Linked DNA regions of Mus musculus: region 1 is linked to region 2. A link is a loop called in an ENCODE intact Hi-C map of the cell type or tissue named here. Cell type or tissue: heart. All regions are shown on one strand. Links, peaks and the distances in the headings refer to the core of each region. The heading gives the core; the rest is flanking DNA.

Region 1 (16,116 bases), core at 3,566-11,565, 490 kb before region 2:
AGAACTGGAGAGAAAGGCTTTAGTGAGAGAGGGCTTGGAGCAGCATCCCTCCTGTTTCCTGTGTGTATCCTATTTCACTACACACTCTATAGGCTTCTAGAATGTAAGAACTGTGCTCTGTAGCTTTCTTCTATACCGCAGAGATGCCAAGCTTGGTCTGGGCACATCAAGATATTCAATAACTACTTGCTGAATGTCACAGAGCAAGCCTACTGACCCCTACTCTGATGTCTAAGACTGACCCATTTTAAATACTCAAAAAAGTAATCCTGTCTTCCTTCTCTAAAGACTAAGAGGCTGGACCTGATGGTGCCGGCCTATAATCGCAACTACCCAGGAAGCTAAGGCAGAAGAGTCAAGTTCAAGGGCCGTCTGGGCTACAGAACAAGTTCAGTGCTGGTCTGGTCAACTTGGAAAGTTTCTGATTCAGCCCATCTCCCCCCCCCCCAAAAAAAAAAAAACTGCTGGAAAGACTGGCTTGATGGCACCGGAGCTGACACAATACTGCCTGAGCTACACAGTGAATTGTGGGAGTTTTGTCACCAGTTTCAGGCCAACCTAGGCTAGTTGTAAGCTAGCCTGGGCTACAAGAGTGAGCCCTCAAAAGACAACACAGGGAATATAGCTTAGTAGAGTGCTCCCTTGGTATGTTCCACGCTGTAGGTTCAATTTCCAGTACTGAGAAGATGGGGGTGGGGGGAGAAGAGGAGAAGGAAGAAGATGACAGAGAAGGAGGAAGACGAAGCAAAAATAGATCTGAGCGTGCTGGCTTATACCTATAACCCCAGTGCTTGTGAGGCTCTCTCACCACCTAGCTCAGAGCTCAGTACCTCTCAGCTCCACCTTGGCACTGTAGTTGCCCAGGTACTGCGTATCTGTGGAGGGGGTGTAGCACTCATAAAAGCCAGAGTCCTGGGCCTGCAGGCGAGCAATCTTGAGCACCACCGAATCTCCCTTCAGGCGCTGCACCTGCAGGTCACCAGATGCCACACGAGGCCCAAAGACAGCATAGGAGAACTGGCTATCCTTGGTGCTGACAATGCCCAGGGACGTAGCTGGGGCCTCTGGTCTGTACATGAACCACTCGAAGTCTTGCTGGGCAGGGCCCTCATAGTCACTCACGTTGCAGGAGATAGAGACAGCGGTGCCAGCCACCCGGTAAAGAGGTCCCCTGGGGACATGCACCTGCCGGGCGTAGCACCTGGTTCCTGTGGGGTAAAAGCAGAAAGAACTGGAATCTTTTTAGAGAGAACGAGTCCCCACTTGATGGCCAGTATCATCAGCACCATTCTTGACTGCTGCCTGTGAAGGAAAGGGAAACCTAGGGATGGTTAGAACATAGCTGGGCGAAGACACAGATGGGAACACAAGATGGGACACGAGACACCAGCATCCCAGCACATCACGTAGGTTCAGATCCACCTGAACAGAGGAATACTCTAGCTAACTAGAGGCAGAGCACCTACATGAACAGAGGAGTCCATCCGGAGTCTGGGGTATAGACAGCCCGGTAAGTAAAATGCTTTCCATGCAAGCATCAGGACCTGAGTTCAATTCCCGGCAACTATGGAAAAAGCTTGGCACGGTGGCTGGTGAGTAGCCACATAAGCCTGACAACCTGGGTTTGAGCCCCTCAAGGGAAGGAAGGAACTGAATCCTGAAAGTTGTCTCCTCTCTCTCTCTCTCTCTCTCTCTCACACACACACACACACACACACACACACACACACACACGCACACGCACACGCACATGAATAAATGCAGTGGACGGTTCCTGAGCCATGACCCCTGAGGTTGACCTCTGACCTTTACACAGACACTCACATATACGCACCTGCACCCATGCATACATGTGGACCCTCATACACATGCAATTGGAAATAACAAATAAAAGAAGCATGCCTGATTCCCAACTCTCCAGCTCGTGGCTGGATCTTTATCGCTCCTACCCTGCCATGTGTGGCGTCTCTCCGGGCTCAGAAAGAACTTCTAGCTAAGGGATTCTGAGCCTTTTGCTGGAGGGGAGCTGACAACATCTTACAGAAAGGCTGCTTGGCTTAGCTCTGTCACCTGGGCTAGACAATGGAGCCAGTGGCCCAGGCTGGCTGGGGTACTGCACTGGATGGGGCACCATGCTGGACAGGGCACGGACCTAGTCAGTCCTCACTACACAATACCCTCCCCACTACAGCTGTGCCATGAGCTCACTGCTTCTCCCAGCCCACAAGGCTACACAGGCAGCTGTGGCTTCTGGGGCAAGAACCAGGCTCTGCCCAGGCCTGGGGCAGAAGATCCCTTCCCCGCCCCCAGAATCTGTCAACCTTCTGGCTAACCCAGATGATGCACTATGCACAGCCCCCCAAACAAAAGCTTTCATTTACATATGATTTGCCTATCTGCGCAGCATTTGCATAGACCTCCTTTCAATAAGGAGACCCCAAACACCTGCTGCCCCTTCCCCCTTCCCCCTTCTCTCTCTCTCCCTCCCTCCACCCATTTTACCCCACCCCCTGTTCCAACAGACAGCCGGTTCCAAAACCTTGGACTGTCCAGCTTCTTTCTCCTCTCCACTACTTCTAGGTAAGACCGCAGAACCCTAGAATGCAAGAAGGGCTGTCAATCATTCCTCAGATGAGAGAAATGAAGAAACTCCCAGAGAGCACCTCTAGGGAGCACTGCCACTAGGTTCTAACCACAGATGTGAGTCTAGAGCTCTCTCCCAGCCAACACGGAAGGCCTGGCCGTGAGAACCATCTCTCTTCTAGATGAGAAAAGTAAAGTGAAATGTGACATTGTGGCCAAGTCCCTGCCCTCTCTGGAGGGCCTCTACACACCCCTGAAGAGGGACAAAACCAAGAAGGCGGAGATGCTTCCAAGGAGAGCCCTGGTTTACAAAACTGTAATTTCCCGGATTTCCAGGGGTAAGTCCACAGCTTGCTACTGGCCCTGGAGGAAACCACCCAAGAGCCTGAGAGCCTGCTCTACAGTTCTCGCTCCTTTCCTTCTTCTGGCTACGTCACGCAGAGAACACATGACCACCGCCTGAAGCAGAGGCTAGAGTCAGAAAGCCAACATGGGACCAACCCTTTCCTCTCCTGGGTCTCAGTTTCTATCTCTCAGCACTAAGAGCTCCCAGTTCTGATGTTGAACCCGTGAGTATATGTGTGTGACTCAGGCACATATCGCTCCAGGCACATTTCATAATCAGGAGGATGGTTAAGGCAGCCAAGCTGACACCATCCTGGCTGCCCATGGGTAAACTCTGCTGAGAAGGTCCCCTCCCACCTTCCTGGCTCCACACAAGCTGATGCTTGGAGATCCCCATGGGAAAGTTGTCCCCACAGCCTCAGAACATAGGCTGCTACAAGGTTCTCAATGGCTGGGCTGCCTCCTTTCTAACAGCCAAAGGTCTGCTTTGGAGTCAGTTCTGAGTTCAAATCCACCCCCCACCCTCACTGGATACACAGTGGTATTTCACATCATCTGTGAAGTGAATGCCAGTGCTGGCTGCAGTGGGCTAAGATGACATTCAGCTCCTCTCCCGCCCCTGAATAACACTCACTCCTCCCAACCACCCCTGGGCTCATCCCTGCTCGGGTTAAGCCCAAAGGAAAAGAAGCAATCGCTAGGCAACCAAGCCCCACAGCTCCTTCAACTCCCTACATCACTCTGCCTCCCGCCTTGTTCCCAAAGGAGTTTTCATCCTGGCCCCAAGAAGCCCAAGGAACCATTCTGTACAACACTGCGCAGTTCTGGTATAAACCAGAGAAGGAGGTTGGGGTGCCCCACTATAGTATCTTCTCCATATGCATAACACACACACACACACACACACACACACACACACACACACACGTTCCTTTCAAGGGCTTCAGTCTCCTGGCAACTGCTCCATGCCATATCTTTCCCAGAACACCTCCTACAGGGAGCCCTCCAAGTCAGACCCCAAACATGGTAATGTTAGCAACCTCCACAGGCCTCAACACACACACACTCACACTCACACACACACACCAGACATGACGCAAGGTTGGCCCAGAAAACACACCATCATAAACACCCACCAGGACAGACACTGGGTGCTTAGAGATCCCAGGTTCAGTTTCCATGGAGCCTGGTTTCTCCTGAGGCAGGGATGTTGGGACCAACTGAGTCTGACAACCAGGCAAATATCTGGGAGCGTGGAAGAAGGGCAAAGAGGGAACTGGCCCAGGGTGGAGACACGTGAGGGAAGAAGCCTCAGATGGTGACATGTTATATTGGGAGGTGGGGGTGTTGGGGAGACTTTTTTCAGAGATCGTGGTCAGAATCAGCCCCTGGGCCTCCAGCCAACTCTAGGCAATTATGAAGACCGCCAGGCACTGCCCACGCAGAGCAAACACCCAAAACCAGGCCTTGAGCCGAGAGTGGGGCAGAAGGTTGTCACGGTATTTGGTAGCAACGACCCCAGACGCTGGGTGTAACCGATGAGAAGTGGTGCCTGCCTCCGGAGGCCCGATGGTGTCTCAGGGGATACCTCAGTAGGTCGCCCATATGCCCCAGCTAGGAACCTAGAGCGAGGACACCACCACCCTCCCCATAACTGATTGGGCAGACAGGCGCAAAAGGAAGCGAGACGCCGAGCCCAGAGACAGTGGAGGCACGTCTGTTGGAGAAGTAGGGATGCAACCAGCTCTGAAATGCTAGGAAGGTGGGCTGGTGGGCTGCACGGTGTTAGGCACCTACCCGGCCGGGACAGGGACGCGGCGACCACCACCTGGCTTACCAAGTATTAGCAGCAGCAGCAGGAGCGAACTCAGCGGCGTGGGGCTAGGGACGCCCATTCTGCGTAGGCGGCTCTGAGGAGACTCCTGGGGGCGGCGTGGGCTCTGGGGGGCCAGGGCCGCGGGGGGCGCATGCCCAGGTGGGGGGCAGAAAGCGGAGCAGTGAAGCGTGGGTGCGCAGAGCCCAGCCGAGCGGGAGCCGCCAACTCCCCGCCCTCCACCCTTCTTCCCCTCCTCCCGCCGCTCTTCCCGCCCTCCGCAGCTCGGGAGACCAGTCCCAGCCGCGCCCCGCTGCCCGGCCCCGCCCCCGCCTCGCCCCGCCCCAGGCCGTCGCCTGGGCCAGACTTCGACCCTGATGGTGGCTCCGCCTCTGGCCTCAGGCTGGGCGAACTGGCGGCACCTGGGCTCCTCTACCCCCATTTCCTCGCTCAGAGGGCACCCCGCCCTGCACCTGCCAGCCTTCCAGGGAGAATGGGGTGCTTGCAGGGCCTCTGGGGATGCATGATGGGGTGACTGTGGTTACGCACTCAGAATCCAATTGGGTGATGTGGGCCACTGAGTCTTGGCAGCAAACCCTGCTGATTTATGTAGGCATGGCCTGACCCACGGTTTCCTGGACGTGAAGCGGACCCAAAGGGGCTTCAGAGTCCTGGAAGATCGCTGGAAATCTGTTCTAATACCCGGTCAGAATGCAAAGCGAAAGGGAAGTGGGTTAGCGGTCCAGACTTCCTAGCTGGAAGATCCTTGTTCAGCTCAATGCTTTCAAGCTCACTTCCCCCCCCCCCCCCGCCACGTACGGAACAGAGATTGTAAACACTCGAGGAGTTACGGCGATTATTAGCTGAGATCATGCACATACGTTTCATGCACACGGTAACTATGGGGGTGTTTTGTTTTTGCGTTAAACTGCTTTCTACCAATTGGAGTCTCCAACGAGAGGACGTAACACACCTCTTTGCTGGGGAAGGTGGAGCTAGCCTGGAGGTAGGAAAAAGGAAGAGAAACCTCTTCCCAAAGCCATGTCTCCAACTGTGAAAAAGGCGGAGAGTAGGGTGGGGCCAGGATGGGAAGAAGGGGCGGCTCAGCCTGCAAAACCAGGGCGCGGAAGTGCCCATTAGGGGGAAGTGGCCTAGAACACGTCTAGATCTTCACCTCCATTCCCTACTTGTCCCCTTCACCCCTGCTCCCTCGCTTACTGCTTCCTATTGAGAAAACTGAGGCACAGACAGGAAAAGAGATCCGGGCCAGCGGTGACTTCCTCTTCTCAGAAGTCGTATTCGTGGGGCTGCCAGTGGAAGCCACATTCAGCAACCACAGAGAAACACTGATAGGGAATCTATAGGGAAGTCAGAACTCCAACCCTGGTCGCCCAAGACTGCCTAGCAAGAGGCTAAGGGACCTGCTCCTTGTCACCTGGATATATCCCAAGCCTGGTTTCTTCACACTGTTTCTCTAGAAGCCATGTTGAGCCATGTGAAAACTGCAAGCTACCGGGAGACTTTGGGAGAAAGCATTCTCCCTTTAGCTGGAGGTTGAGTGGATTGAATGACTTTCTGGTACCGGTTTGAAAGTCGGTCATCATCATCATCATCACCATCACCATCACAACATCATGATTATCATCATCATAGCCATTTATGGGATGGTTTCACAATAACACCGCCACCACCTGAAGATATCCTTTCTAAACTTTACAGGTTATTTTACAAGCAAAGTCATTTAACACAAGAGAGACCTGGCCTTTTAAAATAGTTATGTGTCTTGCCCAAGGCCACACAGATTTTAAGGTAACTAAAGTGTTACTTTAAAGCTCAGGTCTGGTGTGCACACCCTAGCACGCAGGAGGCAGAGGCAGATGGATCTCTGTGACTTCCAGGCCAGCCAAAACCACATATATCCTGTCTCAAAACAAACAAAAGAGCAAAACAAAACAAATCCACAAAACCTCAAGTCTGACGGTTCCCATCTTTTCTTGTACTCCACTGTTCACTCTGTTAAGGGCGAAAACTCATTCATGTTGCAGGGTACTGAGCGGGCCAGACCTTGTACTGGATTTTAGTAGTGCCCTAGTCAGCAAGGCTTTCAAGGTCCCCAACTCTCAGGGATATCCTGCGTGTTTTGAATAAACAAGTTAACAGTCAGCACTCGGTATAAGCATATGGGATGGAGTAGGAGGAGCTCTCTTCCAGGAGATTACCTTGTAGCTTGGGACAAAGGGACTCCCGTGCCAGTACACAGGGGTTAGGGGCTGGGCTAGGAGAACGTTTACACACCCCTCCCAAAACTGTGCAGTCCAGCAGTGGCCAGCAGAGGGAGCCCAAAGTCCAGGACTGTCTCACTCCTAAGATGCTTATGTAACTTGGAAAGTTGGGGGAGGGGAGTAAACGCCAGGCACGAGGCTCACCACATGCAGGCACATGGCTCCCCACTGAAACCAAGGGGCTTCACACAGAAAGGTGTTGCGCACACACCCAGCGGGGCAATGCTCAAACACACGCACATGCGGCAAAGGAGGGCCAGATCAACGTCAAAGACTGGAGGACACCCCACACTCACACAGACTTATGCAGTATGGAAACTGGCGTTCTGGGGTGGAGTGAGGCAAAAAGGAAGAGACCTTTCCAGGCAGACTTAAGATTAGACTAAAGCATGGATTGAGAGGAAGCCTGAGACTGTAGAGACGTGGACACTGTTGTGACCATCAAACCAGATCCCCACCCACAGTTCCACGTACTGCCACATGTGGGCAGACTTCAGTCACCAGTCTCGTTCCATGTGGTTATTTAACAACATTCAGCCTCCAGATGGCATGTGTATGAAGCATCTAGATGACAGTAAGGTGTCATGAGTATCGTTAGAGGTAATTAAGACCCAAGGCCTTCCCTGAAACAGTTATAATCTGGCTGAAATGTCATATGCTATAGTCACAGCAAGAGAACAATGCCCCTCAGAGAGAAGCATGTTCAAAGACAAGACTGTTGAGGTGACGTGTTCTGCCCTGTGCAGGCTCTGTAACGTGAACTGATTTCGTTTTCCCAGAACCTGTGAGGTTAGCACTTCTCATCTCTATAGAAACCGAGGCATGGAGGACCTAAGGCGTGTTAGACTCGCTGTCCAGTGTTGGATTTCTTGGAGTCCAAATTCAGATTTGAGCTAGGATCCTCTAGCCTGTTGCGTGGTGAAAGCAAATATCACAGAAAGAAAGAGAAAAGAAATATAAGCCCAGCACACACACACACACACACACACACACACACACACACACACACACAGCTATAGAGACACACTGACAAGCACACCAGCCACTAAGCTAATAAGAAAACGACACAAACACACACATAATGGTATGGTATCCCCTGCCTCCTTAGTATGTGTAAAGTCCAGCTCGGAGGGAGCCTAAGATCCCACACAAGAATGTCTTGTGTCTGTGTGTGTTTACAAAGCCTTCACCTGGATGAACTGATGAACCGAAGGGGAAGTTCTCTCTGCTGAATTGTTGAGCGGTTACAGAAAGGGTCAGAGTCAAAGGAAGAGAAAAACCCTACCCATCACCTGGACCACAACTTCACGCAGGGGATGAAGCAGGTGTGTAAGCAAGCACAAACATGCAAGCATCAAACACACCCAGACACATTCCCACAAAGTGGCCCCCCAAGCATACTCTACCACTTCTTTCTCCCCTGAGCAAGTTGTGTAAAGCCTTATACTGTTCTCTCTCTCTCTCTCTCTCTCTCTCTCTCTCTCTCTCTCTCTCTCTCTCTCTCTCTCTCTCTCTCTCTCTCTCTCTCTCTCTCCCCCCTCTGTGTGTGTGTGTGTGTGTGTGTGTGTGTGTGTGTGTGTGTGCCCTGGTCCCTCCTCTTGCCCTGACAGAGCTCACACTTCTAGTTCTCAAGCCCAGTGCCAAGCGGGCAGCACAGTTGTTCAAGAATAGAGGAGCCACTATACTACTTGGGCCTTGGCATGACCTGGTTCTGACCCACTGAGTGGGCCTAGCCATTGCTTCTCCCAGAGTGAATGCCAGCTGCTGCCCACTTTGGAATGCTACTCATGGATCCCTCTGAGCTGGAATCCCCCTCAGCTTTCTACCCTGCCAAGGCCTGTGTTCATTAGCCCTATGGTGTAGGTATCTGGGTTCCACCCACCACCCCCACCACCCACTCCCCACCCCCCCAGGCTCCCTGGACTTGTGCTCTGTCCCCAGGCAGCTGAGAGGGACCCGCTGGTTCAGAATCCCATCTGGAGGGTGTCAAAGAGCAAAAGCAGGCCTCACTCTCACTCTCTGTGAGATCCCGAGCAGAGTAGGCCGCAATGAAGTCAGGAAATAGCAGTCCAGTAGACAGCTCTGCGGACTGGGTGTTAGTTGAGCCTCGGGGGCAAGAGGTGGTTAGCACCAGGTGACTGCTTCTGAGTCACCAGGTTGAGCAAGAGGCAAATTTGAAGAACAGGTCATTTACGGGTTTGTCTGCCTCCAGCTGAGTGAGGTGAGGAACAAACGCTGGGCTGACTGAAAGGCGGCTTTGTGTTGGGCGCTGTGTACACACTAGGCTTGCTCATTCAGTCCTCGCCACAGCCTTGGAAGCTAAGAACTGTGCTTACCTCCCTCCATGTTACAGCCAGGAAGCGGGAGCAGAGACCTTGTGCAATTTACCCAAGTTTGCATAGCAAATAAACAGGAACGCTCACAGGCAAATGAGCTTAAATGTCCTGAACATATGTCTCCTCTCCTGTATGGTGACCTGCATACATTCAGTGTGTGTGAATATGCGTGCCTTGTGTGTGTATATATAGTGTAATGTGGTGGGTGGGTGTGTGATGTATGTATGGTTGTGGTGTGGTGTGGTATATGTATGTGTGTGTGTGAGATGTATGTGCGGTGTGTAATGTGGTGTGTGTGTGTGTGTGTGTGTGTGTGTGTGTGTGTGTGTGTGTGTGTGTGTGTGATATGTGTGGTGTGTGATGTGGTATATGTGTATGTGTGTGTGTGGTGTATGTGATATATGTGGTATGGTGTATGTAGCACACAGTAGGTGTTTTATAAGTATTTCTTGAATAAGTCAGTGCAGGGCTAGAGGTCCCGGATAAGAGGAAACAATGAGAGCTGTGTGCTGGGACTTTGAGGGAAAGAGAGAAGAACAGGTTTCATGTACACACGCCAAAGACTTCTGACTCTGGGGTCTCAGCTCCTCACAGCCTCCCAGACGAGGAAAGAGCTTTGAGACCCAGTCCAAAGCACCCCAGCATGGAAGGGCTTCTCTGTTCTCCCCTCTAACCAGAACAGAAGGCAGGGAGGTGCAAGGGGTGGTGTGGGATGCACAGCCTGCCCAGCCAGCTCACGCAAGCTCTGATGCTCCTGCTTAGACCTCCCTGGTCTCAGCTGAGCGTCTTCCTCGGCCTCTTTCCCATCAGTCCTTGCCTGTCCACTTGTCCACCTGGACTCTGAAGGAGGCCAGTACCCCTTGGCTATTCTGGCTGAAGAGTGGACAATTCCCTTTTTGCTTGGTCCAACTGAAACAAGGATGGAATTTTTCCAAAGGCTCTCTATTAGGAAAGTAACGGAAAAACAAAGCCAGAAATAAAAACTGCAAAAACAAAGAAACAGATGGAGCAGTGGGGGTGAGAGTGCTGGCCATGGGAGCGAGTGGGAGCTGGGTCCCGATGGTAAGACAATCCTCAATACCCAGACACACACACACACACACACACACACACACACACACACACACACACACGTATACACACATGCACACACGCACACACGTACACACACACACACACACACACACACATACACGCACACACGCACGCATGCGCACACACATTTCTACACGCACTCACAACATCTGCCGTTGGCCCTCGGATGGCATTTTCCACATTGAACTGTATATACAGAGCTTGTTTCAATCTGCCTTCTTATTTTGACTGAGCTTCTCAAGGCCACTGCCAATTCTAATTATTCCTCCTCTTCCTCCTCTTCCTCCTCTTCCTCCTCCTCCTCTTCTTCCTCCTCCTCTGTGTGTGTGTGTGTGTGTGTGTGTGTGTGTGTGTGTGTGTGTGTGTGTATGTGTGTGAGGGCAGGGAGTGACTAGAGGAAATCAGTCTTTTCTCTCTGGTTACCCCATGGCCTCCATGGTGGACACTTCTGTTTCCTCTGATCTCTGATTCTATCTCGCCCTGACCACTTCCACCCACACATGAAAGTTTCCTATTTCAGAACTCAAACATCTGTCGCTCAAAAATCAAGCCACACCGCTTCCTGGGCAACCTAGCAAGGGCAGGCTCTGTGCTCCAAAGAGGGAAGGTGCTGGAGACCACATCCAGTGAAAGAGAAATTGCACTCTAAAGGCTAGGACCTTGGAGATCGAGGGCAGAAAGTAATAATCTATGTTCCTTAAGCATTTTTGCCCTGCACGCAGAGTTAGTGACTGGGTAAATGAGTTCAGGAAACCTTCTGTCCAATTAGTGGTCAGTCTGAGATTTACTTTCTAGGCATTCTGACTCCATTTGTGGACACAAAACTGGTGTCTGGGGCATGACATGGGTATGGAGGTGTGACCAGCTGCCAGCCATGGTGACAGGGAACACCAAGAAGGAGAACCAGCCACTCTACATTGGCACTGTGTTGGCACAGAGGACCCTACCTCTTGATGTTCTTGGGATGAAGGGGCCAACCAAAACAAACATAAAATGTATGGTCTGAGTAGGTGGGGCTGGTATGTCGGGGCTAGACAGTAAGGCTTTGGGCAGACCTGGTTCTCACAGCCAGGGGGCACTGTCCCTAACTTCAGTTCCATTATTTCTATAATGGGAGCCATGGCCGCACTGACCTCACTGTTTCCTGGTCATTGTCAGGAAGATAAGTTATGGTGAGTGCTATGGCACATGGGCAGTGGGGTAGGCCCAGTGAACAGGAGAAGAGAGTCCTCCACACAGGACCCTAGCCCCGCATCCCTCACACCCCCTCCTCAGTTACCCACTGTCTTCTTTCCTTTCTATTTCCTAAAGCAATCTTCTTGAAAGAAGGTGGCCTGCTTCAGCCTCCAGCTTCCTCACCACATGCCCTGTTAGTGTGGAATGAGGTTGGGGGGGGGGGGGAAGATTGTTGTTTCCAGGTTTGACCTGCCATGAAGATGGCTTCCTTAGAGGTCACAACAGTCACCTCAGAGGTGTCTGAGGTAAAAAAAAAAAAAAAAGAAGTAACCAGCCTCATTTCCCTTTGTCAACTGGAACTTGGCTTTTAGAGTTCTTTCTTATGCTCTTATAACGGTTCCTCTCTCAACTCTAGGTCCTTAGCTTGGTCTAGCTCTCTCAATCTTTCTGGCTTCTCTACCTCACCATCTTCTAGACCAGTGGTTCTCAACCTTCCTAATGTTGCAATCCTTTAATACAGTTCCTCATGCTGTGGTGACCCCCAACCATAAAATTATGCCCCTTGCTACTTCGCAACTGTAAAGTCGCTAGTGTCATGAGACAGAATGTAAATCTCCGATATGCAGGATAGCTGATGTGTGACTTCCATGAAAAGGTCTTTCTAGCCACACAGGGGTTATGACCCACAGGTTCAGAGCCGCTGGTCTAGGCTCATCTTTGGCTTAAGTATTGAACACATTTCTTCCTAAGACTCTTGCCATTTGTCCTCCAGATTCCCCCACCTTAGTGACCTCTGCCTCCATGGTCATCTCTATGCAGGTGACTTCCACAGCCCATGCTCCCTGCGGAGGTCCAGTCCTGTCTCATCTATTCAAGAAGCCCCTCCTGCAGCCTGACCACACACAACACCTCAGCCTCACAACCCACCACAGGGATGTGATAGCTTGTTTCCCAACTTCATAACAGTCAGAGCTGCGCAACACCCCCACTCCACAAGTCTTTCCTCCCCTGCCCTGGCAAGCAACCAGCTACGGAGTCCTGAATGCTCACCCCTGCTGTTCCCCCCCCACCTCCTCTCCTGCCACACCCTCTCCCTGATAGCTCCTATCTCTTCCTTCCAGCCCCACACCTCACACCCATGCGCTTACGTGCGCACACACACCCCCCCCTTCAATCAAAGGAGTCTTACCCAGGGTACAATTTGAATGAGATGATTTCTTTCTTCAGAAACTTTAAATGTCTCCATATTGTTTATAGCAATATTTCTCAAACTTTCTCGGTGGTAAAAATACAGACTCCCACTCCCCACCCCCGCCCTCATGAATCAGAATCTTTGAGCCTGGCCCCACTGTTCTGTATTTTTAACACGTATCCAGGTGACTTTTAGCATCACAGGTTTTTATTTTCCTTCTTCTTCTTTTTTTTTTTTTAACAGAATGCTGGCATTTAGGATAACACTTAGTCTGACATTCGAGGCTCTCTGTATCCACTTCCCAGATTGACTTCACATTCTCCTCTATACTCTGGATGCTACTGCAGCCCCTGATGTCCCGAACCTACAGGGTTCCGTCTCACGGAGCCAGATCTCTCCTATCTATCAAGACTCAATTAAAAGGCCACCTCCTCCGTGAAGACCTTCTTGATTCTTCCGGCTGAGCATCATCTCTCTCATCTTGGAGCTGATATCACCTTCTAGTCTAACCATGTGCAATCAGCAGGCATTAGCGCCTAGCTCACAGAGCGCTGTTGTTCTCTTTCCCTCCCCTTTATCATCTGTGCTCTTTCTTGTTACCATTGCAGCCCCTAGAGCCAAATAGACTAGGTCTGAGTCCCAGATCCCCCACTTGATTGGGTGCCTCAGTTTCCCTATCTGTAAAGCAGAGTTGGTACGAGAACTAAATTAACATGCGTCGTCTTTAGTTTCGGAGTCTGGAGGATCCAATGTCAGGGTACGGACAGATGCCACGTCTAGTGGGAACCTTGGGGTAAGGTCCAGGCCTGGCACCTAAACTTAAAGCTAGGATGAGAATCCTTCACTTAGCCAGTCAGTGGAGAAGTTGCAGGAAGATTAAGGAAATGGAGAAATCTCAAAGGCTCAGTACCCACTCTGGGGAAGTAGGGTCAAAGAATGGGGTGGAGGGGTTTGGAGGCTGGGGTGCGAAGCAAAAGGACTGTAAGTGTGGGAACCGTGACTCGGGGTTATGGTGGTCTTTCCAGTACTGGCCCAGAATGGGGCATACAGTAAGGTCTCAACAAGTACAGACTGAATGTCTCAGTGGCTCGATAGCATCACAAGGAGCACACACTGCTGATTACGCCATATTCCTCTAGGGATAAGATCCTGGACTCTAAGAGAAACTGAGGCAAAGAGGAGGTCAACCTCCCTAGAACTCTGGAAGTGCGTTACATAGGACAGAGGCCATGGCTCGGCGTGCCAGATGTTTACAGGGCGCCCTGTCCTTGTTGGGCATACAGAATGCCAAAGGGGACAAGCAGAAAAACGGAACTCGATGCTGGCTGAGGAGGAAGGGCATGGTAAGGGAAGAAGGAGGCAGGCAGGAAGGAGGAGGCTAGGGGCCAGGCCAGGCTGCCCCTTGATAGGAGGAATGGGAGGGTGGGGAAGCTCTGGGCCAGCGGCTGGGTCAGATCCTCAGCCAAAGCAAACCTACCTCAGGGGGCTGGGGGACCATTCCTTCCCCACACAGATGGAATCAAAGGCAAACAGGAACCCTGCAGGGCCCAGCTGTGACCCCTGCCCCCAAACTCAGCAAGCCCCATTAACCCTCTCCTCCCTGACACCTTTCATATCGCCACAGTCCAAAAGATCTCCGAAGACAGGCTCGCCTGTTATATGTTCCCTGAATACCACCCAAGAGATGCCAGGATCCCTAGTCCAAAAGAATACCCAGACCCTGCCCACCTCCATGGTGGCTCTGTGTAAAATATAGAGGTCATCTTTGCTAATAAAACAAAACCAAAACCAAACAGGCCTTCCTTTGTTTCTATGCCAAGAGCTAAAGGGTTCAGACTCATTTCCTATACTCACATTAATTGAAATAGACACACCTGTACCTACTAACAAGGCTGGGCAGGAACAACTGCCCCCTTGTCTCCTCTCAGCCCAGGGGAACTGCAGGCTACTGCTCCCCTGAGCTAGGCATGAGTAAGAGGAAGTAGCCCAGAGTTTGGGGAGCGCCAGAGGTGAAAGGAGATCTCACAGGCTTTCTGGCACCCCTTGTCACCCGGGAGACAAAATAGGTGACAGCCTGCCCAAGGTCATCCAAGTGGCCAGTAGCACCACTGGGACCTGACTTTTAGGCAAGTGTGCACCGCACCAGTCCATGACTCAGGCCTCAGGAAAGGCAGGTGCACCACTGAGCCCAAGACAGCAGACACAAAAATCTTTTCTTTTTCAATATCCTTAACACCCCGACCTGTGTGTCCCATTGGATGGGAATCCAATGCAGACCTTTCTGGATCCAGAGAAGCAAGGAAAGCAAAGAGATAATGGGTTAGGATACAGGAGACCAGGAGGCCGCTTCTCAGTGCCTTTATCTTTCTCTTTTCCCAATTCTAAACAATGTATTTTGAATAATCAAAAAAAGGACAAGAACACCATGGGGGAGGGGATTAAAGATGGCGGACGGCAGGAGAGTCCAAGGAAAAGAACTTTTAGAAGCTACACCAAGTACACTGAAAAGAGAGACCCACGAGCTAGCCAGGAGAACCAATATCAGGGAAAAGAGAAGAAAACCCACACAGTCCCTGTACTTCAGTGGGGAAACTGAGGTAGTAGCAGGCCTGGGGCAGCTACATCTGTGACCTGGAGCCAGGCCACTACAGTCTGAGGGAATGTGAGCGGAGAGCTAGGAAAAAAGGAGACATTAATTAAGGCCATCCTGGGCCTTCTAGTCTCCCAACTAATTTTTCACCCCATGGGGGTCTTTCTTTGAAAGAAAAGAAAAAAAAATGTCACCCACACTCCAGAAGGCTCCAGAAGTCTGGCAGCTGAGACAAGACTACATTAGAAAGGAAGATGAGAGGTTCAGGGACCAGGAGAGACAGGACAGCCCAGGGGGCTGGCAGCAGGAGAGGCAAGCAAGAGGGATGGAGGAGAAGAGGAGTGGGGTGAGGGGGCGGGGGCAGGAGAGGAACAGGGGTGGAGGTGGGGGTGGGGGTGGGGAGTGATGGAGTCTCTCCCAGCTCTTCCTTCCCACCCTCTGTCCCTCCCATTCTCTCTTTCATGATCTTGAAACAACCTTCAAGTCTGGGCTGGAGGCCCCAGGAGGCCAGTCACTTAGGAAACAAAACTGTTTCGTTTACAAGTCCATCTGCAGCTGAGCGCCCACCCTCCCTCCCCCTTACACACTCTCCCATGGACTCTCACGTACACCCACAGTAACGCACAGCTTTCCCTGTAGCCCGCGTGAATGCCTGCACACGGACACGTGCACACCACACGCTCCTAGGCGGACTACTAATTCGT
Region 2 (16,116 bases), core at 4,786-12,785:
GTAGTGCCAAGTGCTGTTGAGGAGGTGGGTTAAAGCAGAAATTTAATGTACTGAAAATGGGAACACACATTTTGCAAAAGTACTACATACGCTCAGGAATTGAATATTTCCATAATTTTCTATACAATAATTCCATCTTGGTCAGAACACATCTATAGATACAAAGGCATGAAAATTTGAATGTGGAATTGTTCACAATAGTTTTTCACAACAACCAGGAGTTAGAGAAACCTGAGTATCCACAACATATGACATACCCATAGAATATAACACTCTTTTTTTTAAAAAAAAGGTGCAACTAGAGCCAGTTATACAACTTGAAAAGGTCTAAAGAGTATCATATTGAATAATGGACTAAAGACCTGCGAAATAGAGTGACATATCTATTTATATAACTTTAAAATAATTTTAGATATGCACATACTTGCAAACACAAATAAGTAAATGTATACAAAATGAACCAAAGGACACATATTATGAGATGGTCAGGGACTGTAATGGTTCACACCTGGTCATCCCATACAGGTTTATGCTAATATTTGTTTCTCAGATGGTAATGGTATTTGGAGGCTGCTGAACTTCAGGAAGTGAGGCCAGCCTGGCTGAAATGGTCACTAGGAGGGAGCCTTTGAAGACTATATCCTGCCCATAGCTCCTGCCTTGCTCTTGGCGCCTGGTTCAATGTTATGTGACCAGTCCACACAACCTACTCCTGCTACCATGATCTGAGTTATTTTACATTTCTTTCCTTCCATGATGGATTAAAACCCTTCTGAAAATGCACCAAAATAAATATTTCTTTCCTTATAACACCTTTGCCATATATCATGGTCATAGGACACAAAAATAATAAGTACAAAGATGGCCATAGAAAGAAAGAGTAGACATGCCCTCTGGCCTTAACTCATGACCTATTACCCATTTGAAAGCATGGTCTGAGTTTCTCAGTCACTGTGGGAGCAAAAGACAGATGCACTACAGCAACTCCCTCCATGGTTTGTAATCCACTGAATGTATGATGTGTATCTCTCAGTAATTGTAATTTACCACAAGAAGAGTTTTGTGCCATGATAGTGTCCAAGAGCAAATCGGATGGTTCTTGGGAAACACCACTAAACGACAAAATTAAAGCAAATTTCCAGGCCTTTAACCTTAAAAACATGGTGTGTATTTTCTTCAAGAGAAGAAATGGAGCAATTCTTGCGATAGTCTGATTGCCCTTTTTTGAAGTTGTTTAGGCAGAAAGAGGATGCTGTCTGACCAGTTCCCAGATTCAGTGGAAAATGCTTAAGTTTACTCTAGTCCTACAACCCATGCACATGAATAACAGGCTTGCTTCTGCTTTTCTGAGGGAAGTACAGCCTGAATTCTCTCTCAGTTTGTCTTCCTTCTCTCAGAAAGAAAGCCTAACTTGCCAGTTAAAGCCTTGTTTCATATTCATGGGCTTGGTTTTATTTCTATTATCTCTAGGCCAGAAGTCCTCATAACGGGATGGAATGAATGTCTGTTAAGTGAATGGCTGTCTATGAAGGGAGGATAGGGAGATACAAAGCAGAAAGAGGCTGTGACAGGAACAATGTAAGGGAGAAGAGAGTCAATTTTGGCTCACAGTTTGAAAGGACACAGTTTGTCATGATACGGCAATCATAGCAGAGTTTGTGGCAAAAGAGCAAGCAGCGGGCATCCTCATGTCTTGTTGACGGGGAAGGAGAGAGTTTAGAGCAGAAGCAGGCTTGACTTTGTGCCCCACCCCCTACCCCAGTGATGCTCTTACTCTAGTTAGGCCCCATCTCCACATCCTACAATCGTCTCAAATATTCCCAACACCTGGGGAGTACATTTTCAAACTTGTGACCCCTATAGGGGACATTTTAAACTTGAATTATAACAAGTGGTCATACACCCCACTCCTCCATCTCATGGCCCTCTTATAATTCAAAATGTATTCAAATCAATATCAAAAGGTCAGTTCCAACAATGTCCAAGGTCTGAAATCTCTTCTGAAATTCAAGGCAATCTTTATCTGTGAGCCCCTGTAAACAATTTTTTTTTAAAAAAAATCACACTACATAATTCCACTTTATAATGTCATAGTAAAACATCTCCATCCCCCAAAGAATGGCAATACCAGACCAAATCATGACGGAAACTCCACAGAATAAATACTAAACCCTGAAACTCTATGCCCAATACCCTGGGTTTCTGGGGGTTATATCTGGGCTCCAATGGGCTTAGATAGCCCCATCTTTATAGACCTACTGTCTGCAGTACATGTGACCCTCTCTCTTGAACTGGATATACTAGATGTTTACATTCTTCCTTAAGTGATTGTCTCATGTTCCTGGCATCCATCTACAACAGTGGAGATCTATTGGAACTCATGTATAATTCCCTTCACAGTTCCATGCACAGGCCACTCAGGAGTTCCACATAGGAAATCAAACCCTGACACATTGGTCTCAACAATTTTCTTTTTCTTTTTTTGTTTTTTTCGAGACAGGGTTTTTCTGTATAGCCCTGGCTATCCTGGAACTCACTTTGTAGACCAGGCTGGCCTTGAACTCAGAAATCTGCCTGCCTCTGCCTCCCGAGTGCTGGGATTAAAGGCATGTGCCACCACGCCTGGCTAATTTTCTTTCTCTTAATATATATATATATATATATATATATATATATTATAGTATATGAGTACTCTGTGGCTGTCTTCAGACACACAAGAGGGCACCAGATCCCATTACAGATGGTTGTGAGCCACCATGTGGTTGCTGGGAATTGAACTTAGGACCTCTGGAAGACCAGTCAGTGCTCTTAACCACTGAGCCATCTTTTCAGTAGCAATTTTCTTATATCTTGGTACAAGCCTCAACGATCTAACAACTTCTAACAACTCTTGCCATCTTCATGTTAGCCAGACTATCACTATGTGGTGGCCACTGTCAAGTTCTAAATGTGGTCCAATTCCCTTACCCCCTTTTTTAATCACAGCTGTAGTGATCTTTGAATCCCTGTGAGGCCAAATATGGGTAAGCATTTCCTTAGGTGACCCTGTTGGCTTGTGACATTACTACTGCAGCAAACTCAGTTTGGCCACTTTCCTTTTAAATGAAAGTTTCTCAAGTGAGCTTTCACTGTTACACAATGGAGCTCTCAGTGGGTGGCATCCAGTGGTGAAGAGATCAAGGCGTCTCTGTTTGTGTTCACCTGTTTAACCACTACTTCTGCTTTGTCAGTAACTTTAAATTTGCTTATGCTTCTTTCCTCACCCAACTGCCATTTTCACATCTTTTCCACTATATTTTCTCCCCTTTCACACTATAATTTGGCCTAAGAGCTGAATTATAAACAACCATAATGCCACAATTCAAAGGCTGTGCTGTTTTGAAACTCCCTCTGCCAAACCAACTAGTTCAGCTTTTAACTTTAGCCTCACTCAGATTTTTCAGGGCACTGGAAGAATGTAGTCAGTCATGTTCTTTGACAGAATATACATCAATGGCCCCGTGTAAAATTTTATGAGTTAGACCTTACTATCTTTATTTCTACTAGCATTCTAGTCTTTTGATAGTCTACCAGTCTTATTCATTAAGCTTGTCACAGCAACAACCCCACTTTTGGTACCATTTTCCCCTATTAGTTTCCTTCCCCATTTCAGTCATAAAATATTACAGAAACAATTTAAGAGAAAGCACAGTCTGTCATGGTAGGGAAATCATGGCAGGGATTATTAAGACAGAGCACATGGATTCATTTTTCTTCTGATAGTTTGGGAAGTAGAGGACTTGGGCTAGAAGCAAAGGATGGGCTATATTTCATGATGCCTGCCTCCGATGGCCTATGTTAGCTAGTCTCTACTTCCTCAAGATTCCACAACCTCCTAAAATTGGACATATTTTACACTGGAAACACTGTCAGTCTTAAATAGTAAGTTTTGAGACACATTGGCAAGCAGGATGTGTTTATAAAATGTGATCTTCAGAAAAAAGAATGATGAAGAGACATCTGTACATGTATTGGATAGTTAAACAAACAACAGATTTTAAGGGAGAAGAAAGCCACAGGAATTATATGCTTAGCTCTCACAAGTGCATTTTAAGAATGGAAGACATGAACTTGGAGAAACTCATGATTATTCATGATCACTGGTCACATAACAATGACAACTATTGTCAAATATTTGAAAACTTGTCATGTGAAAGAGAAGTTAGGTTATTATCAAAAATAGCTAGGGCAAGAACAGGCACACTTTCGGAAGCATTGTTATAACATATAGAACAGGAGAAACTGTTGTTGAAAGGCAGTCCGAGGAAGAGTGGAGGATGCGTGGATAGAGAACTTGAGAGCGTGCAACAGTTTTGTTATTGCTCTAAGGCTCAGTCTTAAGAGCCTCCTTAGCTAAGAACCTCAAGTGATGCTTATATAGAAATCTAAACAGTGTATCTCCAGCACCTGATGAGTGGCCATCAGAATAATCACTAAGCCTGCAGCGTCTATGACTTCAGTGTACATTAATGTTATTAGTGTTAATGTTATCTGAAGACTACCAGTTGCTTTCAGATCCATACACTTAAAGAAATACTACTGATTAGGAATCCTTAAGGACAATTTCTCATTCCATTGTCCTGGAACAATAGTGATTATCTCAATAACATATGACTTTTCTTAAGAATTTAGAATACCTAGCTAAGAGAAAGAAAATAAATACTAAATTTGTAAAAGACAAGCTTACCCATTAGCCAAAGTCAGTTGCAGGGAAGGGGGCATTAAATGATGATGCCGTCTTTACTCTTCCTGAGTTTGGAATTGATTTTTGAAATAGAAGAATCACATTGGTAGAGAAAAAGTTTCAACTCCATTATTAAAAAAAAAAGTTTGTCGAATAAGACTAGGTGAGGGGGACAGACGTAGCTGGCACTCAGCACCATGCCTGGTATTTAAAAACAAAACCAAAACCAAACAACAAACCCCTCTAGGTCAGTGGTTTTCACCCCATGTGCGTGACCCCTTTGTGGGTAGAATGACCCTTTCACAAGGGTAGCTTATCAGAAATCCTGTATGTCATATATTTACATTAAGATTCACCACAGTAGCAGAATTACAGTTATGAAGTAGTAACAAAAATAATTTTATGATGGGGTCAGCACAACATGAGAAACTGTGTTAAAGGATCAGGGCATTAGGACTGTGAGAACCACCGATCTAGGTAACTATTAGACCATCCTTCTCATTCCGATGAAGAAGATGAGGTGGGGAGAGGAGACTCAGGGGAATAGTTCACAAGATGCCCAACGTGAGTACAGTGACTCATGTGACATTGCAAGTAGTAGTTAGTAGACAGGAGTCTATGCAGGTGGCTCTGAGGCAGACAGCACAGAAGGACTGAGCGGAGCTTGCTCAGTTGTCTTTCCAGGCATGCACTGTGGTTCTCACCCTGAGTTGGAGTAAGTGAGGGGTGGATAGGAGAGCTGTCAGTGAAGTCTCTACTGATGGAATGACTCTATGCTGTAAAAGATGACTACATAGAGTCAGGGTTAGATTATAAAGACTGCTAAAACTTTCACTGCTTATTTAAGGGATTGAGGCTATCAGTCTGTGTGTGTATATGCATGTGTGTGTGTGTGTGTGTGTGTGTGTAAGTGTGCTTGTGTGTAAGTGGGCATGTGTGATGTGAGACATGCATGCATTTACAGGTGTCTGTACATATGGGGGTACATGTGTGTGTAAAAGCAGGTACTCGGAGTGTGTGGAGGTTAGGTCAATCAGGTTCCTTGATTGCTCACTGCTTTATTTACTGAGGCCAGGTCTCTCACTAAACCTAGATTTCAGCTTGTATAGCTAGCTGGCTGGCTTGCCCGGGGAATTCCTGGACCCTGTCTGTCTCCCCAGTGTGGGGATTACAGGGAACTCAACATGCCCACCCAGCTTTATCATCCAAGTGCAAGGGGTCAAAACTCTGATCCTCAGGCCCATGCAGCAAGCATGCTTTATCCATTGAGCCAACTCTCCACACCTACATTTCTTAAGATATTTTCAAGACAGATATAGTGGTACATGTTTATAATCTCACACTCAGGAGCCTGAGACAGGAAGTCTGAGTTCAAGGTTAGCCAGTACTATAATCTCTCTCTCTCTCTCTCTCTCTCTCTCTCTCATTCAGCACACCTGACTCTACTCCTTTATCTCCTACTCTTGCTTACTGACTTTACCCTCACTATCAGCTGCGCCCATCGAATGTGGTGCAGGTCAGCAATGGAATCAGCGCTACTGGAGAGTGAAGGTCTCCTCACTACCAGAGGCAGTGATGTCAGCCATGTTGTGGACAAGACTGAGGAGCTTAGCCAGGCCCTGGTTGCCTCTATGATCCCTCCCAACCCTGACTGTCTATATCTAAAGATTGATCTATGAGCATGAGGATCTTCGGGGCAAAATAAGTAAATAAAGGCAAGAACTTTGACAATGTACCACTACTTGTTTAACCCAACACTCTATTGATTTTTAATTTTCCCATTTCATTTACTTATCTTCCAAATCATATCATACAATTCTAGTCTGTTTATGATCTGATCGTATCAGCTTCCTTGGGCAGTTTCTTGTACAGATCACTATTAAAAAAAACCTTTTTATTGATTTTTGTGTGTGTGTGAATTTCACATCATGCACCCCAATTCCACTCAGCTTCCATCCCTTCATACCCACCCTCTCTCTGCCTTTGCAACCGCTCCTCACAAGAAAAAAAAAGAAAATGAAAACAAACAAACAAACAAACAAAACTTGCCTTGGAAGCTGTGGTGTATCACACAGTACACACTTTTACCCAAACAGCTTAACTTGCAAATGTTCATTACAGTGAGTCTTTGGTCTGGTTGAGGTATCCGACTTCTACTACACTATCAATACTGAATCCTCATCGAGCTCCTCTTGGATGCTCTGTTGTTATCCTGTATAGTGGAGATCTTGCAGCTTTGGATCTGCAGGACCGGCCCCTTCACAGGCTCCAGCAGTTCATGGATGGGGAGGATGTTGGGGTGGACTAACTCAGAGTTCTGGATCTGGATCCAGGTGGAAGCTATGTTGGTTGGCCTGCCACCTCTCCTGTGCCAGGGCAAGCTCTCTGGCTTTCACACCCTTGGGGCCAGCTCACTCATCTCCCCACTACCAGGGCCATCTCTACTTTGTTGCCCAGGTGAGGTGCAGGCTGCTCTCCGGAGTCCTGCAGTCAGTGAGGGGTAGGCAGGTAACGATTTTATTTCCTTTGGATCTTTCCTTATTTTCTGTGATTTCAAGTGATCTTATAATGAAGGGAATGTCATATAGTGGTTCTATTTCTGATTCTTTTGTCTTTTCATTAAATTTCTCTGCATTTCCATAGCCAGACCAAACTTCACACAAAAAAACAATCTTACCTTCTTGACTTCTGTTTACCTAGGTCCCCACACTTCCTAGCATTGACGTGACTGCACATTGCAGCTATGGTCTTTGTGGGAACGTTATCAACTTCTGCTTTTATTTTCTAGTGCGTCCCAGAAAACACTGTAGTGACCTTCTTGTAATAACTAACTTACGTATTTCATAACAAGGTTTTGGTCAAGTTACTGCAGATACAACAGTGGCCCCATAAGACTGCAGGAGGACCCTTGCACAGTACATTATTCACACATTTGCAATGATCCTGGTGCACTCAAACCCACCACACTGTAAGTCCTATAGAACATATACATGCTGGAGTAATCTTTTTGTGCACTGCATAAAGGTTGCCTTTATATTATTCAAATGTTGATTTCTGTACCAGCATGATTACAGTCCAGAGTTTAGTATTGTTTTTCTCTTGGGTGCAAAAAAATACTTTGTAAACATTCCCTTCAATAACTTCTGATTGGTTTAATAAAGAGCTGACAGCCTATATCAAGGCAGGAAAGGATAGGTGGGGCTTCCGGGCAGAGAGATAGGAACTCTGGAAGTCAGATGTGGAATATTCTCCAGCCAGATGTAGAGGAAGAACCAAGTACTCAGGAAGTAACGAGCCTCAAGGCGGAACGTAGATTAATATAAATGGGCCAATTTAAGTGTAAGAGCTACTTGGGAACAAGCTTAAGCTAAGGCCAAGCTTTCATAATTAATAAAAGGTCTCTGTGTCATTACTTAGGTTGCTGGCAGGTCCGAGACAATCCGGGGATGCATGCATGCAGAGCACATTATAGTTGATAACAAGTGTGATACTAGTTAATGTGCTTACTCTACTATAATTCTTGGTTGGTGTTTTAGCATTTCTGCCTTTCACTTGTTAAGCAGTTTTGCTATCAACAGTCAGGCAGTGCACAGAGCATAGCAACAGCCACTCATCAATTTGTGTTGTGTTTCTTGAGTGTATAGCTTTTCTCTTGTGTTTGATCTAATCTATTTTGTTCAGTATGGGCTGAGGAGCAATAAGCTACACACACACACACACACACACACACACACACACACACACACACACCATAGACATGTAGTCAACTATACCATTTAGGCTTGTGAAACATATTTTAAGGTTGTTGAAAAACAGTGAAATCGTCCAATTACACACTTCTAAGAAATTATTTTCATTGTTAAGTGCCACGTGACTATTTTACTGCCTGTTCTCAGTGTAGCTCCACTGCTGGGATTCAGATTCTGGGCCTCACACCTTAGGCAGTGAACGGTTTCTTCACGCATACAGAGGGAGAATAGAGGATGTGATACTGACACCTAGTGGTAGAACACAGGGATGCTGTTAAATGAGCAGAACAACCCATTACGACAAGCCATAGCATGACATTAGAAACTATCTGTAAAGTGAGCACAGCTAGAATTCTTCAGTGAATTGACTTACCTCAGTTAACTATGCTTAGATCCTGTCACCAACCCATATTAGGCCTTCTTATCTGCGGGGGGTAGGGCAGCTACCCCTCCCCTGCCTGTTAAGTGTCTTGAGCTAAGATGAACCTAGTTACAGTTTCAGCAAGTACATGACTAAATCTACATCCTTCAGATGTAGGAGAGATAATGGGGACGCCATGGGGGGTTTTAGATGCCGTTGTCCCACTATTCTCATATAGACAATGTGTGGAGCTTGTTTTTATTTAGAACATTGATCTTCTTTCCTTCTTTCTGTTTTTCTTTCTTTTTTCTTCTTCCTTTCTTTTTTCCTTTCTCCCGTCATTCATTCCTTCTTTCTCTTCTTCCTTCCTTCCTTCCTTCCTTCCTTCCTTCCTTCCTTCCTTCCTTCCATCTTTCTTTCTTTTTCTCTTTCCTCCTTTCTTTCTTTCTTTCTTTCTTTGTTTCTTTCTTTGTTTCTTTGTTTCTTTCTTTCTTTCTTTCTTTCTTTCTTTCTTTCTTTCTTTCTTTTCTTTCTTTCTCCTCTTCCTTTCTTCTGTCTGTCTTTTTCTCTTTCCATCTTCTTTCTCTTTCTTCCTTCCTTCCTTCCTTCCTTCTTTTCCTTCTCCCTTCATTCATTCCTTCTTTCTCTTCTGCCTTCCTTCCATCTCTCTTTGTTTTTCTCTTTCCATCTTTCTTTCTTTCTTTCTTTCTTTCTTTCTTTCTTTCTTTCTTTCTTTCTTTCTTTCTTTCTTTCTTTTTCCTCTTCCTTTCTTTTGTCTGTCTTTCTTTTTCTCTATCCATCTTCTTTTTCTTTCTTTCTTCCTTCTTTCTTTCTTTCTTTCTTTCTTTCTTTCTTTCTTTCTTTCTTTCTTCCTTCCTTCCTTCTTTTCCTTCTCCCTTCATTCATTCCTTCTTTCTCTTCTGCCTTCCTTCCATCTCTCTTTGTTTTTCTCTTTCCATCTTTCTTTCTTTCTTTCTTTCTTTCTTTCTTTCTTTCTTTCTTTCTTTCTTTCTTTCTTTCTTTCTTTCTTTCTCTCTTCTTCCTTCCTTCCTTCCTTCCTTCCTTCATTCTTATTTCTCTTCTTCCTCCTGTCTGTCTTTCTTTTCTCTTTCATTTTCTCTTTCCATCTCTTCTGTCTTTTCCTTCCTTCTTTCTGTCTTGCTTTCTTTTTCTTTTTCTCTTTTTTCCCTTTTTTAAAATTAGGTATTTTCTTCATTTACATTTCCAATGCTATCTCCCCCACTCTCCCCCCCACTCCCACTTCTTGGCCCTGGTGTTCCCCTGTATTTAGGCATATAAAGTTTGTAAGACCAATGGGCCTCTTTCCACTGATGGCCAACAAGGCCATCTTGTGATACATATGCAGCTAGAGACACGAGCTCCGGGGGGTACTGGTTAGTTCATATTGTTGTTCCACCTATAGGGTTGCAGACCCCTTTAGCTCCTTGGGTACTTTCTCTAGTTCCTCCATTGGGGGCCCTGTGTTCCATCCAATAGCTGACTGTGAGCATCCACTTCTGTGTTTGCTAGGCCCAAGAATACCCTCACAAGAGACAGCTGTATCAGGGTCCTTTCAGCAAAATCTTGCTAGTGTATGCAATGGTGTCAGCGTTTGGAGGCTGATTATGGTATGGATCCCCGGGTATGACAGTCTCTAGATAGTCCATCCTTTCGTCTCAGCTCCAAACTTTGTCTCTGTAACTCCTTCCATGGCTGTTTTGTTCCCAATTCTAAGAAGGGGCAAAGTGTTCACATTTTGGTCTTCGTTCTTCTTGAGTTTCATGTGTTTTTCAAATTGTATCTTGTATCTTGGGTATTCTAAGTTTCTGGGCTAATATCCACTTTATCAGTGAGTACATATCATGTGAGTTCTTTTGTGATTGGGTTACCTCACTCAGGATGATGCCCTCCAGGTCCATCCATTTGTCTAGGAATTTCATAAATTCATTGCTTTTAATAGCTGAGTAGTACTCCATTATGTAAATGTGCCACATTTTCTGTATCCATTCCTCTGTTGAGGAACATCTGGGTTCTTTCTAGCTTCTGGCTATTATAAATAAGGCTTCTATGAACATAGTGGAGCATGTGCCCTTCTTACCAGTTGGAACATCTTCTGGATATATGCCCAGGAGAGGTATTGCTGGATTCTCTGGTAGTACTATGTCCAAATTTCTGAGGAATCACCAGACTGATTTTCAGAGTGGTTGTACAAGCTTGCAATTCCACCAACAATGGAGGAGTGTTCCTATTTCACCACATCCTCGCCAGCATCTGCTGTCACCTGAATTTTTGATCTTAGCTATTCTGACTGGTGTGAGGTGGAATCTCAGTGTTGTTTTGATTTGCATTTCCCTGATGATTAAGGATGCTGAACATTTTTTTCAGGCGCTTTTCAGTCATTTGGTATTCCTCAGTTGAGAATTCTTTGTTTAGGTCTGAGCCCCATTTTTAATGGGGTTATTTGATTTTCTGGAGTCCACCTTCTTGAGTTCTTTATATATATATATTGGATATTAGTCCCCTATCTGATTTAGGATAGGTAAAGATTCTTTCCCAATCTGTTGGTGGCCGTTTTGTCTTATTGACGGTGTCTTTTGCCTTACAGAAGCTTTGCAATTTTATGAGGTCCCATTTGTCGATTCTCGATCTTACAGCACAAGCCATTGGTGTTCTATTCAGGAATTTTTCCCCTGTGCCCATATCTTCGAGGCTTTTCCCCATTTTCTCCTCTATAAGTTTCAGTGTTTCTGGTTTTATGTGGAGTTCCTTGATCCACTTAGATTTGACCTTAGTACAAGGAGATAGGAATGGATCAATTTGCATTCTTCTACATAACTGCCAGTTGTGCCAGCACCATTTGTTGAAAATGCTGTCTTTTTTCCACTGGATGGTTTTAGCTCCCTTGTCAAAGATCAAGTGACCATAGGTGTGTGGGTTCATTTCTGGGTTTTCAATTCTATTCCATTGGTTTACTTGTCTGTCGCTATACCAGTACCATGCAGTTTTTATTACAATTATTTTGTAATACAGCTTTAGGTCAGGCATGGTGATTCCACCAGAGGTTCTTTTATCCTTGAGAAGAGTTTTTGCTATCCTAGTTTTTTTGTTATTCCAGATGAATTTGCAGATTGCTCTTTCTAATTGGTTGAAGAATTGAGTTGGAATTTTGATAGGGATTGCATTGAATCTGTAGTTAGCTTTTTGGCAAGATAGCCATTTTTACTATAATGATCCTGCCAATCCATGAGCATGGGAGATCTTTCCATCTTCTGAGATCTTCTTTAATTTCTTTCTTCAGAGACTTGAAGTTCTTATCATACAGATCTTTCATTTCCTTAGAGTCATGCCAAGGTATTTGATATTATTTGTGATTATTGTGAAGTTTGTTGTTTCCCTAATTTCTTTCTCAGCCTGTTTATCCTTTGTGTACAGAAAGGCCATTGACTTGTTTGAGTTAATTTTATATCCAGCTACTTGATTGAAGCTGTTTATCAGGCTTAGGAGTTCTCTGGTGGAATTTTTAGGGTCACTTATATATACTATCATATCATCTGCAAAAAGTGATATTTTGACTTCTTCCTTTCCAATTTGTATCCCATTGGTTTCCTTTTGTTTTCTAATTGCTCTGGCTAAGACTTCAAGTACAATGTTGAATAGCTAGGGAGAAAGTAGGCAGCCTTGTCTAGTCCCTGATTTTAGTGGGATTGCTTCCAGCTTCTCACCATTTACTTTGATGTTGGCTACTGGTTTGCTAGAGATTGCTTTTATCATGTTTAGGTATGGGCCTTGAATTCCTGATCTTTCCAAGACTTTTATCATGAATGGGTGTTGGATTTTGTCAAATGCTTTCTCAGCATCTAAAGAGATGATCATGTGGTTTTTGTCTGTGAGTTTGTTTATATAATGGATTATGTTGATGGATTTCCGTATATTAAACCATCCCTGCATCCCTGGAATAAAACCTACTTGCTCAGGATGGATGATTGTGTTAATGTGTTCTTGGATTCGGTTAGCGAGGAATTTTATTAAGTATTTTTGCATCGATATTCATAAGGGAAATTGTTCTGAAGTTCTCTATCTTTGTTGGGACTTTCTCTGGTTTAGGTATCAGAGTAATTGTGGCTTCATAGGATGAATTGGGTAGAGTACCTTCTGCTTCTATTTTGTGGAATAGTTTGTGAAGAACTGGAATTAGATCTTCTTTGAAGGTCTGATAAATCTCTACACTAAACCCATCTGGTCCTGGGCTTTTTTTTGGTTGGGAGACAATTAATGACTGCTTCTATTTCTTTAGGGGATATAGGACTGTTTAGATCATTAACCTGATCCTGATTTAACTTTGGCACCTGGTATCTGTCTAGAAATTTGTTCATTTCATCCAGGTTTTCCAGTTTTGTTGAGTATAACCTTTTGTAGAAGAATCTGATGGTGTTTTGGATTTCTTCAGGACCTGTTTTTATGTCTCCCTTTTCATTTCTGATTTTGTTAATTAGGGTGCTGACCCTGTGCCCTCTAGTGAGTCTGGCTAAGAGTTTATCTATTTTGTTGATTTTCTCAAAGAACCAGTTCCTCCTTTGGTTTATTCTTTGAATAGTTCTTCTTGTTTCCACTTGGTTGACTTCGCCCCTGAATTTGATTATTTCCTGCCATCTACTCCTCTTGGGTGAATTTGCTTCCTTTTGTTCTAGAGCTTTTAGGTGTGTTGTTAAGCTGCTAGTGTGTGCTCTCTCTAGTTTCTTTTTGGAGGCACTCAGAGCTATGAGTTTTCCTCTTAGAGATGCTTTCATTGTGTCCCATAAGTTTGGGTATGTTGTGGCTTCATTTTCATTAAACTCTAAAAAGTCTTTAATTTCTTTCTTTATTCCTTCCTTGAGCAAGGTATCATTGAGAAGAATGTTGTTCAGTTTCCACGTGAATGTTGACTTTCTATTATTTATTTTGTTATTGAAGATCAGCCTTAGTCCATGGTGATCTGATAGGATACATGGGACAATTTCAATATTTTTGTATCTGTTGAGGCCTGTTTTGTGACCAATTATATGGTCAATTTTGGAGGAGGTACCATGAGGTGCTGAGAAGAAGGTATATCCTTTTGTTTTAGGATAAAATGTTTTGTAGATATCTGTTAAATCCATTTGTTTCATAACTTCTGTTAGTTTCACTGTGTTCCTGTTTAGTTTCTGTTTTTGTGATCTGTCCATTGATGAAAGTGGTGTGTTGTAGTCTCCCACTATTATTGTGTGAGCTGCAATGTGTGCTTTGAGCTTTACTAAGGTTTCTTTAATGAATGTGGCTGCCCTTGCATTTGGAGCATAGATATTCAGAATTGAGAGTTCCTCTTGGAATATTTTACCTTTGATGAGTATGAAGTGTCCCTTCTTATCTTTTTTGATAACTTTGGGTTGGAAGTAGATTTTATTCGATATTAAAATGGCTACTCCAGCTTGTTTCTTCAGACCATTTGCTTGGAAAATTGTTTTCCAGCCTTTCATTCTGAGATAGTGTTTGTCTTTTTTCCTGTAAGCAGCAAAATGTTGGGTCCTGTTTGTGTAGCCACTCTGTTAGTCTATGTCTTTTTATTGGGGAATTGAGTCCATTGATATTAAGAGATATTAAGGAAAAAAAATTGTTGCTTCCTATTATTTTTGTTGTTAGAGTTGGCATTCTGTTCTTGTGGCTTTCTTCTTTTAGGTTTGTTGGAGGATTACTTTCTTGCTTTTTCTAGGATGTGGTTTCCGTCCTTGTATTTTTTTTTTCTGTTATTATCCTTTGAAGGGCTGGATTCGTGGAAAGATAAATTGTGAATTTGGTTTTGTTGTGGAATACTTTGGTTTCTCCATCTATGGTAATTGAAAGTTTGGCTGGTATAGTAGCCTGGGCTAGCATTTGTGTTCTCTTAGTGTCTGTATAACATCTGTTCAGGATCTTCTGGCTTTCGTAGTCTCTGGTGAAAAGTCTGGTGTGTTTCTGATAGGCCTGCCTTTATATGTTACTTGATCCTTTTCCCTTACTGCTTTTAATATTCTATCTTTATTTAGTAGATTCGTTGTTCTGATTATTATGTGTCGGGAGAAATTTCTTTTCTGGTTCAGCCTATTTGGAGTTCTGTAGGCTTCTTGTATGTTCATGGGCATCTCTTTCTTTAAGTTTGGGAAGTTTTCTTCTATAATTTTGTTGAAGATATTTGCTGGCCCTTTAAGTTGAAAATCTTCATTCTCATCTACTCCTATTATCCGTAGGTTTGGTCTTCTCATTGTGTCCTGGATTTCCTGAATGTTTTGAGTTAGGATCTTTTTGCATTTTGCATTTTGCATTTTCTTTGATTATTGTGCCGATGTTCTCAGTGGAGTCTTCTGTACCTGAGAGTCTCTCTTCTATCTCTTGTATTCTATTGCTGATGCTCACATCTATGGTTCCAGATTTCTTTTCTAGGGTTTCTATCTCCAGCGTTGCCTCACTTTGGGTTTTCTTTATTGTGTCTACTTCCCTTTTTAGGTCTAGTATAGTTTTGTTCATTTCCATCACCTGTTTGGATGTGTTTTCCTGTTTTTCTTTAAGGGCTTCTACCTGTTGGTTGTGTTTTCCTGTTTTTCTTTAAGGACTTGTAACTCTTTAGCAGTGTTCTCCTGTATTTCTTTAAGTGAGTTATTGAAGTCCTTCTTGATGTCCTCTACCATCATCATGAGGTATGCTTTTAAATCCGGGTTTAGCTTTTTGGGTGTGCTGGGGTGCCCAGAACTGAGCGAGGCATGAACCCTGAGTTCTGATGATGGTGAGTGGTCTTGGTTTCTGTTAGTAAGATTCTTGCGTTTGCCTTTCGCCATCTGGTAATCTCTGGAGTTAGGTGTTATAGTTGTCTCTGGTTAGAGCTTCTTCCTCTCATGATTCTGTTAGCCTCTATCAGCAGATCTGGGAGACTAGCTCTTCCACTGAGTTTCAGTGGTCAGAGCACTCTCTGCAGGCAAGCTCTCCTCTTACAGGGAAGGTGCACAGATATCTGGCATTCAGACTTGCCTCCTGGCAGAAGATGAAGACCTGAAACAGGGCCTGTCCCAGAAGCTGTGTCACTTTGGTCTGTCCCAGAAGCTGTTAGCTTCTGTAGTCCATATTCTTGCCTGCACAGACTAGTCTCAGACGGATCCAGGAACCAAGATGGCGCCCCCAGGTGCTCCAGCAAAGCCCTCCTGGGCAGGGCGGACACCTCTCCTCTGGCAGGGAAGGTGCCTGGATATCTGGAGCCCGAAACTGGATCTGCCTCAGAAGCTGTCCTTTAGGGACCTTTA

What was found. A loop is a pair of places that touch in the nucleus more often than their neighbours do. Peaks named below come from ENCODE experiments on the same cell type or tissue, not always from the same donor. Only the 100,000 strongest peaks of a DNase experiment are listed, where the experiment ranks them.
Region 1: it touches region 2 in a loop (4-fold over the local background); 4 of 42 quality-filtered maps call a loop at or near these places.

What each region holds. Positions count from the first base shown.
Region 1 is chr1:172,301,243-172,317,358 of GRCm38, reverse strand. Igsf8 (immunoglobulin superfamily, member 8) reads right to left here and starts at 4,992. Exons shown (of 7, transcript NM_080419.2): 1 at 4,766-4,992; 2 at 831-1,208; 3 at 1-4. The coding sequence starts at 4,823. In heart, for the core only: CTCF peaks have their summits at 5,877, 7,038 (motif pointing right), 7,522 and 11,523; DNase peaks (open chromatin) are centred at 5,098, 5,848, 7,118, 7,488 and 4 weaker places; H3K4me3 peaks cover 3,104 bases; H3K27ac peaks cover 4,197 bases; H3K27me3 peaks cover 464 bases.
Region 2 is chr1:171,808,576-171,824,691 of GRCm38, reverse strand. No RefSeq gene overlaps it. Among named protein-coding and RNA genes, the nearest start is that of Cd84, 23 kb to the left of the region's middle. In heart, for the core only: a CTCF peak has its summit at 8,730 (motif pointing left); no DNase peak of the experiment used is centred there.